Regions from separate parts of the Homo sapiens genome. Here all the other regions are linked to region 2. A link is a contact called in ENCODE Hi-C or POLR2A ChIA-PET data. All regions are on one chromosome and are shown on one strand. The core of a region is the stretch at or near the end of the contact, and the rest is flanking DNA. Distances in the headings are between cores, read along the strand shown. Region 1 overlaps DDX10 (DEAD-box helicase 10). Region 2 overlaps DDX10 (DEAD-box helicase 10). Region 3 overlaps DDX10 (DEAD-box helicase 10).

Evidence for each region. A loop is a pair of places that touch in the nucleus more often than their neighbours do. ChIA-PET counts read pairs that join two places held with the same protein, here RNA polymerase II (POLR2A). Pooled maps may share reads with other maps.
Region 1: a map of PC-3 shows a loop between it and region 2 (4-fold over the local background). The contact joins two enhancer-like sites. A Hi-C loop is called at or near these places in 3 of 168 maps with a recorded cell type or tissue (PC-3, adrenal gland and endothelial cell of umbilical vein) and 1 of 50 pooled maps. POLR2A ChIA-PET finds 5 or more read pairs at or near these places in 3 of 52 experiments (BJ, Caco-2 and PC-3).
Region 3: a loop to region 2 is called in a pooled map, with 2.5 times the contacts of the local background. The contact joins two enhancer-like sites. A Hi-C loop is called at or near these places in 2 of 50 pooled maps. POLR2A ChIA-PET finds 5 or more read pairs at or near these places in 4 of 52 experiments (GM12878, Panc1, activated naive CD4-positive, alpha-beta T cell and 1 more).

The regions. Positions count from the first base shown.
Region 1 is chr11:108,927,440-108,931,360 of GRCh38, reverse strand. The region is part of intron 17 of DDX10 (DEAD-box helicase 10); the gene reads right to left. Among named protein-coding and RNA genes, the nearest start is that of DDX10, 260 kb to the right of the region's middle. Within about 2 kb of position 1,965, at least 5 of the 41 ENCODE cell types and tissues checked have a DNase peak (open chromatin) inside an H3K27ac peak, as active enhancers do; they include PC-3 and endothelial cell of umbilical vein, where a contact is called at or near this core.
Region 2 is chr11:108,894,384-108,898,455 of GRCh38, reverse strand. The region is part of intron 16 of DDX10 (DEAD-box helicase 10); the gene reads right to left. Among named protein-coding and RNA genes, the nearest start is that of DDX10, 230 kb to the right of the region's middle. Within about 2 kb of position 2,440, at least 7 of the 41 ENCODE cell types and tissues checked have a DNase peak (open chromatin) inside an H3K27ac peak, as active enhancers do; they include PC-3 and endothelial cell of umbilical vein, where a contact is called at or near this core.
Region 3 is chr11:108,851,489-108,855,797 of GRCh38, reverse strand. DDX10 (DEAD-box helicase 10) reads right to left here. Exons shown (of 18, transcript NM_004398.4): 16 at 3,589-3,645. Among named protein-coding and RNA genes, the nearest start is that of DDX10, 190 kb to the right of the region's middle. Within about 2 kb of position 1,382, at least 6 of the 41 ENCODE cell types and tissues checked have a DNase peak (open chromatin) inside an H3K27ac peak, as active enhancers do; they include endothelial cell of umbilical vein, where a contact is called at or near this core.

The DNA of each region.
Region 1 (3,921 bases), core at 716-3,215, 33 kb before region 2:
GCCAATTTTTATGTTTGTAAATGTGACTAATATCTACCTCATGGAGAGATTAAATAAGTGATATATGCATGGTAAATGCATTATAAATGTTAACTATAGCTTCTCCAACTCCCCATGGTGGGCATGATCTTACTTTTCTGTTGATGTTAACTGGATTATATTGGTCTTTACCATGTAAGGTGAAAGTCTTTTAACTTGAGATGTCCCCCGACCCCCTGAGATACGGTCTTGCTCAGCCCAGGCTGGAGTACAGGGTGCTATCATGGCTCATGAGAGAACTCCTGGGGAGCTGGGACACTCAGGAAGGGATACTGAATGGGGTAGGGGTCTGGGACAAATGTTGTTGGAGGGAAGAGAGGTTCTGGGTCCCTGTTAGGTTAAGGTCCTCAGCAAGCAACAATAGTCTTTGACGTTTTTATTAAAATTAAGTATATTATTATTAGCCTTATCTCAGGTAAGAACCTTCACTTTGAGAGGCTGAGAAGACAGTTCCTCAAAGGGCAGCCCTGTTCATAAGGAAGGGCTATGCTGAGCTAGAATTTCATGTTTGGCAGAATAGTACTTAATCCAGCATATAACCAAAATCTGAAAAGACAAAGCATATTATTATCACAGTCTACTGTATTTTAAACGTTAAAAACAGCTTTCTTTAAACTACAGAAATTATTATGAAATGGTTAAATTTCAAAATACTGACAATACAAGATGCTGGTGGGGCTGTGGAGCAAAAAGAACTCTCGTTTATTGCTGGTAAGAATGCAAAATGCTACAGCCACTTCGGAAGAGAGTTTAGCAGTTTCTTATAAAACTAAATATACTCCCTACCATGTGATCTAGCTGTCATGCCCTTTGATATTTACCCAAAGGAGCTGAAAACTTATTACCACACAAAATCCTGCTCATGAATATTTATAGCAGCTTTATTCATAATTGCCAAAACTTGGAAGCAGCCAAGATGTCTTTCAATAGATGAACAAACTGTGATACATCCATACAATGGAATATTATTCAGTGATAAAAAGAAATGAGCTATCAAGCCACAAAAAGATATAGCGGAACCTTAAAAATATATTGCTAAGTGAAAGAAGCCAATCTGAAAAGGCTGCATATATGATTCCACCCATATGGCATTCCAGAAAAGGCAAAACTGTGAATACAATAAAAAGACCAGTGGTTGCAAGGGATTCGGAAAGAGAAGGATAGATAGGTGGAGCACAAGGGATTTTGAGGGCAATGAGCTATTCTGTGTGATACTATAATGATGGACACATGACATTATACATTTGTCAAAACCCATAAGATATACAATGCCGAAAGTGAACTCTAATTTGAACTACAGACATTAGTTAATAATAATGTATCAATATTAGTTCATCAATTGTAACAAATTTACCACACTAATGCAAGATGTTACTAATAGGGGAAATTGGAGAGGTAGTGAAGAGAAATATGAAAACTATATTTTTCACTCCATGTTTACTGTAAAAACTAAAATTCCTAGGCAGAAAGTCAATAAAAAGATGTATAGTTTAAAAGAGTTAGTATACCCCCAATACATTATAACTTAATTAAATTGAGCATAAAAACACATTAGATTTTTCTTTTTTTATCCCCAAAGAACTACATGCCCCTTAATACATCACCTGACTTACCTTTCCCATCCTCATTTAGAGTACTCAGACCATCTCAATTCCACTTTTCTGTTCTTATGAGAATTTCAATGCTGGCTCACTCCTTTCTAATGAGTTGCCACTGTATGGACTAGACTAGCAACTGTTTCCTATACTCATCACCTTCTATGAAGTCAGTATCACAATCAGGATAGACACATGGGTAGAATGATGATGAGGTGAAAAGCAGCCAAGGAATCTCCTAACAGGAATACACAGAATTGTACAGTCATGATGATGCTATTAGGGTAAATATTTAAATAATAATTGTCTACGCAAACCATGCTTAGAACACTAGGATGAATCATTCCTTCCTCCCAGAGGTGGCTTGCAATAATTCTTCAGGTCTTGCCTCAGAGAGGGTTCTTCTTAACCATCTTGGCTAAAGTGAACTCTCCCAATTCCTCTCTCATCAGTTATTGTTTTCAAGGCCCTGTCACCACCTCTTGTCTGCTTTTTGTTTACTTCCTTATGGTCTGTCTCTCTTGCTGGAGCGTACGCTCTATGAGGGGCTGGGGTCCAGTATCTCTTCTTTATTGCTCTCTGCCAGTCACATGGTAAACTAGCAGTTTATCAAATGCCTAAATTATGTGACTGTCAAAGGAAAACAGACAGGTAAGGGCATTCCTACACTCCAATTTGGTAACGTGGACTCTCCATCCATATTTTGAATAGGCTATGTTACATGACATTACTGTCACTACATCATTAATTTCAACCAGGCTGTAAGATATTTTTGCAAACTGTTTTGAATATAGGGCCTAGTGCTACCTGGGGACTTAATGAATGACTTCAATGAGGAAAACAAGGAAAAGTAGCTATCCTAGAGGACATTAAGTTTTATTCCTATCAATGTATATACTCATTTACAAACTCCTACCAGTTTTGCTTTTAGTAATTAAAATAATTACTGCACATTAATGACCCTATTCAATGTCATATTTCACTTTCTTTTTACCCTCGTTAGATCTTCACAGTAACTTTGCAAGGTAAAAATTATCTTCCTTTGACTGATGAAGAAAGCTGGGTCACAGAGATTAAGTAACTTGTCAAAGGTCCATAACTTGTAAAAGAAAGATTCAAACTCAGGTCTGTCAAATCCCCAAACCCACAGTTTTCCCCACAAAGCCAAGTAGCCTGCCTTTGTTCTAACAGTCTTAATTTCACAAAACTACTTTCCCTGTTGCAAAGTTGATAATAATACAGCGTGTAGATCAATATTCCAAAACTACAAGCAGTGGTGCATGTGGGCAAGGCATTCAGTCTCTCGGTTCACAGAACCTCATGTAATTCATATCTCACACCTGCTAGAGCAACTATTTTTGTAAAACAGATGCTTCTGAGAACACCCTGCCAGGATCAGGCATAGTTTAAATTTCTATGTATTGATAGAGAAAGGCATAAGGAGAGAGACTGATTCACTGATATATTATTCCATGTAGCGAGAACTCCTAGGGCTTATTCCACTTGAATTTTTAATTCCCTTTCTGGCTTTTAGGACACTTTAGCCAATAAACTTACAAGTGTGGGAAAGAGTGGGGCAAATAACATATTATCACAGAAGAGGAAGGTAATCATTGGTACCTGCCATGAATAGGAAGACCTCTCACTGGTAAACAGCATACTTTAAATGATGTGTGAATTAAATCCAAACAAAACAAGTCAGAATGTCCTTTGTAACCTAGAAACCACACTTCCTGGGCTGCGAGGACACAATAATCAGAACCACTAAACCAAACTTCAAGATGTTCCAGCTGGGCACGGTGGCTCACGCCTATAATCCCTGCACTTTGGGAGGCCAAGGCAGGCAGTTGCCTGAGGTCAAGAGTTCAATACCGGCCTGGCTAACATGGTGAAACCCCTTCTCTACTAAAAATACAAAAAAATTAGCCAGGCATGGTGGCGCACGCCTGTAGTCCCAGCTACTCGGGAGGCTGAGGCAGGAGAATTGCTTCAACCTGGGAGACAGAGGTTGCAGTGAGCTGAGATCACGCCACTGCACTCCAGCCTGGGCAACAGAGGGAGACTCCATCAGAAAAAGAAAAAAAAAAAAAAGTTCCAAGTGCTGTCTGATATGGCTGTGGCCCAAGGCAACATAGAAGAAAAACATCTTCTGGGAAAATCTGTTAACTTCTCTCCTGCTGGATGCAGTGCCTTATAGAAACACAATCTAGTGGAGTGAGCACTAAACTTCCAAGGATGCTGGGGCAGACAGTTCCAATAATTAAGTTATAAAACGGCAACTGAAATT
Region 2 (4,072 bases), core at 1,191-3,690:
ACCAAACAGGAATACCTGCTCTTGGTTTCCACCCTCTAGGGGACATGATTTTTCGGTCATGTCTGGTGGCCAGCCTGAAAAGACTGGGAACTCCGAGACATGTAACATATTAAGCAGCCTACTCTTTGTTCTGAATATGCCAAGACCTCAGGAGAGTTTGTCTTAAGTCCCATCCATAGCGGGCTTTTGTCATTCTTTTTGTCTGGTTAGTCCAGACAAAAAGGCTCGATTCTTTTTGTCTGGTTAGTCCTGGGAAAGTCCAATCCTAGGTGGGCCTACCCAGTGTCATGGATTAATGGGTCTGTGATGGGCAGCCCCCTCACAAATTTGTGGGATACTGGAGGCACTGTATATACAAATGTTATCCTTGACTTCTGTGGCAACAAGAGTTTTTTTCTTTCTTAGCCTATTTCGGGGAGTGAACTTTTTGGAGGATCATGGGAACTATCTCTTCTATACCCTCTCTAGGAACAGCTTTTGCTTATACGGTAAAATTTTATTCGAAACCTAGAAAATTACTTCATGGGCTTTCCATGAAGAGGCTTATTGGATTGAGTTGATACTAGAATAATACACCATTGGAAATCCTAATTGTCAGTGGCTGGAAGATGGTTCCTTTGAATTAAAAAGACTTCTGTATTTGAAAAAGACTCCGGAGAACTCACATTATCAGCAGTTGCCTTATTTGTATTTATGGGAGGATCAAACTGAAAGAAAGACATATATTAGTGTCATGGCTAGCCTTAGACTGTCTCTTAAAAAAAAAAAGCAGAAATCAGATTTAAAACAAAGTTAAAATCCTTTGTACGTTCAAACTACCTGCCTCGGGTCCCCTGCGGGATTTGCAAAGAACGCCACTCCATCTTGTAGTCTAGCAGTTAAAATTCCACACTCTCACCTTGGCGGCCTAGAAGTTTGATTCCCTGCCAAGGAACTAGTCCCTTGGAGACGTAAATCCTTTAACACAAAAGGGGAAAGAAAAAAGAAACATTTATTTTTAAAATGGGTTTGATATTTGTGTGACTCAACTTTTTGGGTACCCATTTGTTATTGATCTTTTTCCCTTCCATGGACAGCTTTTGATTTCCTATCTCACTGTCTCCTTTAATCATCCATCCATGGGGCACACAGTTGTCAGGCCTTTGTGTGGAGAGTCAGCTGGGAAGCTGAGACCCTAGAGAATATTGCCAAGCAAAAACATGGGTTGTCCCCTGCTTGCAGCTAGTCAAACTTTGCTTTCTTTGAACTGTCTTTGGGGGTGGTCCTGGATCTTGTAAGGCCTGCTTTCCGCCTCTTTGGAGATAATTTGTGCTTCCTTGGTTAAGTCATAAAAGGTTTATTGTTTTTGGTGTTGAGTCACTTGGAAGGTACCTTCAGTTTAAAGAAGTTAAAAAGCCAGGAATGTTAGCTGTTTCTCTCAGCTAAAGTGTAATAAGAAATTTTTTAAAAAGTTTTTGAAAGAGCTCTATGGTCAAAAGTCAGCTTAATTAAAAGCTGATATTTGGATTATCATTTTTTTCTTAAAAAAAAAAAAGTCTTTCTACTTTTTCTCTTTTGGATCCTATTTCTCTACAGGGATTTTTTTTCCCCCCAGTCAACTGAAACACTTAGTTTCTTAGTCTTCTAGTCAAGGCCAGACAATGTCACTATCATGTAAGGATTATATGTGTACCAAGCATTCAGTACAAGGAAGGCACTCAATAAAAATTACCTTTCCTTCCTATCAGAGAAGCAACTAAGATATGAGGACAGATGTATAATACCAAACTGGCTTGAATTCCTCTAAATATGTATCAGTTACAGAATGATTATGATTTCAAACAGAACTCAGTGAATATTCTGCTAAAAACCAGGAATGCTCTTGCTACAATAAACTCTAGATTGTTTTATAATACAGTACCAATCAGACAACTTCCAAATCTAAAACATGTATGGGTTAGCATCCTGAGCTAAAGGAGACTGGCAACTAAACAGATACCAGTATATGCATTTATTATCACTCACAATAACACACCACAGAAAATGTGCCTAAACCAATTCCTTCCACAATAAGCCTAGAGAGTACAGTTAAAACACGCATTGGCAGGAAGAAAAAAAAAAATATGTGAAGGACTAATGCTTTAAAAAAATCACCAGTTCTAAATACCATTAAGGGGCTACAGAGATCTGCCACGTTGGATTCACAAGCATGCTTGTTCATTTGTTTTGCTTTTAAATGTATCGGTGTCCATTGTCAGTACTCTTTAGAATATATAAATAACTAACAAGAATTGCTCTATAACAATTCATAGTAGATGTATGTAAGTAACAATTCTTACGCCTATGATCTAAGATGGATAATACAGTCACGGCAAAGTGGATCTCCTACTAAAGTCACTTTCAATTAATTTGCATCTTAAAGTTCTGAGTCACTTCCTCTGAACGATTACATTTGGGTGGCACGATGTATACAAACATTCCAGTCCTGCTTGGTAAATAGTGAATTGCCACAAAGAGGAAGTTGATATAACTTTCTTTTTGGCATAAATGGTTTATTTCAAATCACAAACTATCACCACAAAGGAAGAAAACAATTTAGTATTCTGGGCAGCAGGCTGATAACTTTTCATTAGTCTGAAAACACTTTCCTGAATTTTCTGAAAGCAGGACAATTGGAACAGAAGCCTCATATGTGGTTGGTATCTGGGCATCTACGCTATTAAAATAGGACTTGTGATCTTTCCTCTGCTACTAGCTCTGTATTAATCAGAACTACTGAATTTTGGGTTAAAATTCCTCAAATATTTTTGGTGACAATTACTAAAGACTAGTGCTACAACAATATTATTAAGTAAACTTGTATTATTAGTTACATCTTTCAAAAATCCCAGTAAAGATATAGAGAAGGTATTAATTTTATAAGACGTTAAAATCAATATTGATATGTATTACTGAAATATAGAAATATAAGTCCTTTATGGTCTGAAAACTAAATTGGGATCTAGTCATGATATAATATGCAACAAAAGGAAAACTAGTGAATCCTTAATACCTGCTAGGAAATAACACTCAGAGTTTAGGAAAAGATCACTTAATAAGAGACTAATGAGCTTTTTTTTTGACTGAGTTTATACCCAAAGGAGACTTGGATATAACACAAGGGAACTAATAACTCAGAAGAAACAAATCACACCTTAAGTACAAGCAAAAAAAAAAATCACTTATTCAGTGATGATATGTAATGCTCTGGCAAAGTTTCCTGAAGAGTTTAAGAGAATACCTACACCTTTTAAAACGGAGTTAATTTTACTGTCCAAGCATTTGTAAGATTGGCCCTAGTATGCGCTTTTGTTAATTAGCCAGGTCAAAGCTTGTCTCTATAAATCACAGCAGATATTTCAAACCTGGCTGAACTTAAATTACAAGTTGCCTAAAATTCCATCTTTTTATTTTGAAATTGTCCAAAGTAGTTATGATCTAAAATATAGAACAGAGCAAATGCCAACTACAAATCCAATTTCCTACAAAAGTTTCTACCTAGGTTATGTGAGAAATTTCCGTTTTAAAAAAAAGGGAAAAAAGCAATCACTTATAATACTCTTTCCAGTAGTAAAGGACGTTTTTCCTCTTCAAAAATGAGAATGAGTTATAAAATGCCCGAGTGCCCTCAAAATTTCATAATAACTATTTTATTAAAAAGTCACATAGTTGTCCTTTACTGAAGGCTTTAATTTTTTATGACAAAGTATTTTACAAAAGAACACAAAAGAGTATGCCCATATGAGCAAAATACCATTTTTAACGTTTTGCATTTTGAATTCTATTGACTTTGTTATTTTCCCATGACACTTCGGCAACAGAAGAATTAAGTTTGTGTTTACAAAAATTAAAGAAATGGCTCTAAGATATGCCATGATAATTTTCTTAAATCTGCTCCATTATTCACTTTAGGCTTCTACTTTCACATTTAATTCATCCGAATTACACATTAAAATTAGTCATGATCTGTAGCACATAACAAGCAATGGCTTATAATCAGGAAAAAGACTGATAACTCACTTTAAAGTGTATAAACACATCTTTTAATATTCTG
Region 3 (4,309 bases), core at 133-2,632, 42 kb after region 2:
TCATCAGCCTCAGACTTTTGTTTAATAAATCATACTTTTGGCCAGTTGCAGTGGCTCACATCCATAATCCCAGCACTTTGGGAGGCCGAGGAGGGTGGATCACGGGGTCAGGAGATCAAGACCATCCTGGCTAATGCAGTGAAACTCTGTCTCTACTAAAAATACAAAAAATTAGCTGGGCGTGGTGGCACATGCGTGTAGTCCCAGCTACTCGGGAGGCTGAGGCAGGAGAATCGCTTGAACCTGGGAGGCGGAGGTTGCAGTGGGCCAAGATCGCGTCACTGCACTCCAGCCTCGGTGACAGAGCGAGACTCCATCTTAAAAAATAAATAAATAAATAAAAATCACACTTTCTTTTCAAAAGCAGCACAGTAGTGAGATATTGCTGAGGATCTATTTCCTCAAGTTTCAGCACTGTTGTTCCTTTTCCTTACATTTATACAAAATCATTCCAGCGACCAGGGATTCCTACTAGCACTTGTGACCCTCAAAGCAAAAGGAAATTTAGCTAGATAATGAGGTAAAGCTGTATTCCAGGATTATGTAACCTACCTGAACTCAAAAAGCAATGTGGTCTATTGATCATTGCTACAAGTATTTTTCTAGATCTTAGTTTAAAATCTGTAGGTCATAAGAATATACGACATCTTGTTAGCTAAAGTAAAAACAATTCTATTGTGCAATTCAAGTACTTCTCTGCTAAAGAAAGTTTTGATACCCAAAAGACCTATATTTCCCAAACCACTATTAGGTACCCAGCAAACCTTCGTAACAGTTTCAGCTTCGTATTTATCTTCCATTCCCAATTCTGCACATAATATAACTAGGCAGAACTTAGATCTATCTTTTAACAAAAAGTCATATCAGATTCCTGAGAGGTCCATTCCAACTTTAGTTTATCCTACTCACACTTTAAAGCAATTTTTCTTAGAAGTACTTTCAATATGCCAGAGAAGATTCATTTCTAAAATTGAAAATTCACATTATCATTAAGTTTTCTCTTTTCTGGGAAATAAAGATAATTCCATGAAACTTCATTCAAGCACTTTCCCCAAAATTAAAAAAAAAATACTGTGTCCTTTATATCCTTCCTTGTATAATAAAATGATGTTTGCTGCATGAAACACAAAACAAGGTAGAAAGACAGCTACGTGAGTCCTCCCTTTCTTACACTTTCAGTTTCTATGCAGTGATTGCTTAAAATAGCTATAAACAGCTATGACTACATTTCCTGGTAAATTAAGTCTGCAAGTACCACCTTCTTTGACCATTAAAATATCTTCTGGATAGCTTGTAGGTTCAGGGATCAAAGGGAAGCTCTACCTGGAATCTGACTAAAGTGATTCAGAAGGCAATATCCTAAGTAACACAATGATTAGGTTTACATAAGAGGATCAACGAGAAGACAAAGTTTACTCAAAAACTAAGTCACATCTGTCATTTAAAGCACATGCACTGAGAGAAACCTGATAATTTACATAATATTTCTCCTTACATATCACAGAAATTTGTGCCATCACCCCTTTACCAAGTGTTTCCAAATAATCTCTTCTGGGTCTGCTTCCAAAAGGTACCTCAAAAGCCATGAGAGCCTTCAACCCCTGTCACTTTCATTTGAAAGGAAGTTGGGTGCAAAAGGTTGGTTTGAGCTCATTCCTTGGGCTCTGTCAGTCAGCCTGAACCTGTCACTGCAGGCAGTCCTCAGTGTCTTGAGGAATGTTTGAGTCCTGGCTGCAGACCAGCCACTGATCCCTCTGGTAATATCACTCTTACAAAAGGGCTACCATCTCTGAGCACTCAGAAAAGGGCTGTGAAATGGAGGTAGCTAAACTATTCAGAGCAATAATAAAACACAGCCTCTGTCTATTTAAAGCTCCTGGCTGAGCTGCAAAGCCATGTCAGCTCTTCTTTCTGTTCTTAGTCCGATGCTTAGTGGTTACATAGAAATGAGACCTTCCCTTGACAAGAAAAATCTTCCTCCTTTTTTAGATGTCAGGAAACAAACACACAGGACAAACACAGAAGGGGAGTGGGAAATGGAAGGAAGAGTTTGGCATAAGGAGTTCACTTCAGAGATCAACCCCCAGTGAAAATGCCTGATTGTGACAACTTTATCATTTTTTCATTTCCCCAGCAGACACAGTATTAAAACCAAATATACACACCAATTTATGGGGGAATAAAAGAAGAGGTTTCCAGGAGGATAGCTCAAGGGTGATAGCAACTTCTTACAGCTTAAACCATTATGAAAAAAAAAAATCGAGCATACACCATCAATAAGTATAAAAAATAAACCATATTTAGTAATATATATACAAATATGCATGAATAAACACAAAGGAAATACAGTAACAGGGCTTTCTTTGGCTCTAGATTATATCTTTCATTTTACATTTATATATGCAGAAATGAGAGCTTCTTAGTGAAATAAAATGGGCTTATTTTATGCTGAACATGCAATATTCATAAATATCAAATGCTTTTATTAGATTTAAGATTTTCTTGTTAAATTTAAATCTTTCCCACTACAGCCTCTGAGATCTAGTGGTGGTTCTGCCATGGTGTTTCACGCCTGCACGTTAAAGCATATGCAGAAGCCTCCACCTTATTTAGCAGTCAGGCTGCACACACTGGAGCTCTCGTTTTTGGGCACCTTTGAAGACAGAGTGATATTTAATACTGCTTATATTTAATATAAGCAGTCTTTTCTGCTTATATTCAGTATTAAATAATTGCTTCCCACTTCAGAACTATAGCATGAGTTATCATCTCTGACTTGCTCTCTTAAGTGCTATGGCCAGCATGGAAAAAAAATGACGAAGAATATTATAGGCTTCCTCAAGGGAGTTGGAGCTTTGCTAACTGCCAAGAAGAAATCATGGCTAGTCAGAAACAGCACAATGAGATACAGCATGAGAAATGACATATGTTATTGGGCCCTAGTTCTAGGAAATCATTTCTACTAAATGTTCTCAGAATGCAGAAGCTGAACACTTCTCAGTGACAAACACATTAGATAAAAATCATGGCTGCACATGGACAGTGTTTATAATTGTACATACATACTTGAGGAAAACTGTACATATGTATTTGCTGAAAAGTATCTGTTACAGAATATAGTAAAAGTGGGAGATACAGAATGCTTTTCTCCTAGATTCTAAGAGCTGAACTGATGCTTTCAGAGTTACCTGTTATGAGGTTGGGTTCACACAGGCTGTCTACCTGAAGATGATACAGATGAAAATCCTATCAGGCCTGGCCCACAGAGTCAACTGCCTTTTGTATTTAATAGATGCAAAATATATGGAAAAAAGTGGTGGAGTAAATGGGGCCAAGCCCAGTAACAAATTATCTTAGGGATTTTTCGTCCTGCACCAGAGGAATACAAGAAAGTGAATAGAAGGCCACATGGGCTTGAATCCAATTGGAATATCATGATATACAAATAATATATAAAATCCATGTTGAAAAGAAGAGGATTTAAATTCCATTTTAACATTATAAGCATTGTTCTTGCCAAAATATAAAATGCTTTTGTCCATTCTACCTTAATAGAGCTTGGAAAAATAAATGTATATAAACCCTTACCTTTGCTTGTCTCTTGTTGGCTTCTCTTCTGGCTTCCCTTTCTTTCAGTCTTTTCTCCTGGAGACAAGGAAGAGGAGAAAAATTAGCAGCATATAATTAGGTATAAAACAGACTACACATTCATTACAGTTTTATTTCCTAAAGCTAACTAATATATGACATTCATTTTTCAACAAATATTTACTGACTACTACTATGGGATTGGCACAAGTATTCATGAATCATTAAGAATGTGTCAGACAGATCTGGAATCAAATCCCAGTTCTATATCACTTACTCTGGCTATGCAATGGTTAGTACTGACTTTCAAATAAAACACACACTAACAGGACAGGTAAAACATAATGTACAATTATACAAGAGACACATTCTAGAGATTACTTGGAATTTCTAGAAACAAGTTCAATGGAAGGAAATGGAAAGGAGAAAAAAGAAAAACTCAGAAAGCTTTTGGCTTGCTTATTATCAAAGAGCTTCTTTAGAAAATGACTGATCTCAAACCCGGGTCTTCATGTGCCAAATCTAGTGCTTTTTGCGATACATTCTAATAAAAATAAAAATGTTAACATTCAGGGGTTAAACATTAACAGATGTGACTTTAAAAACAGAAGAAAATAATAACTAGTATTATTTTAGCAAGCAGCCAATTAATGCAATAGTGATTATCAAACTTTATCCCTGAATTGGTTCTCTAATGAGATTATAAGAGACGTTCTGCCAC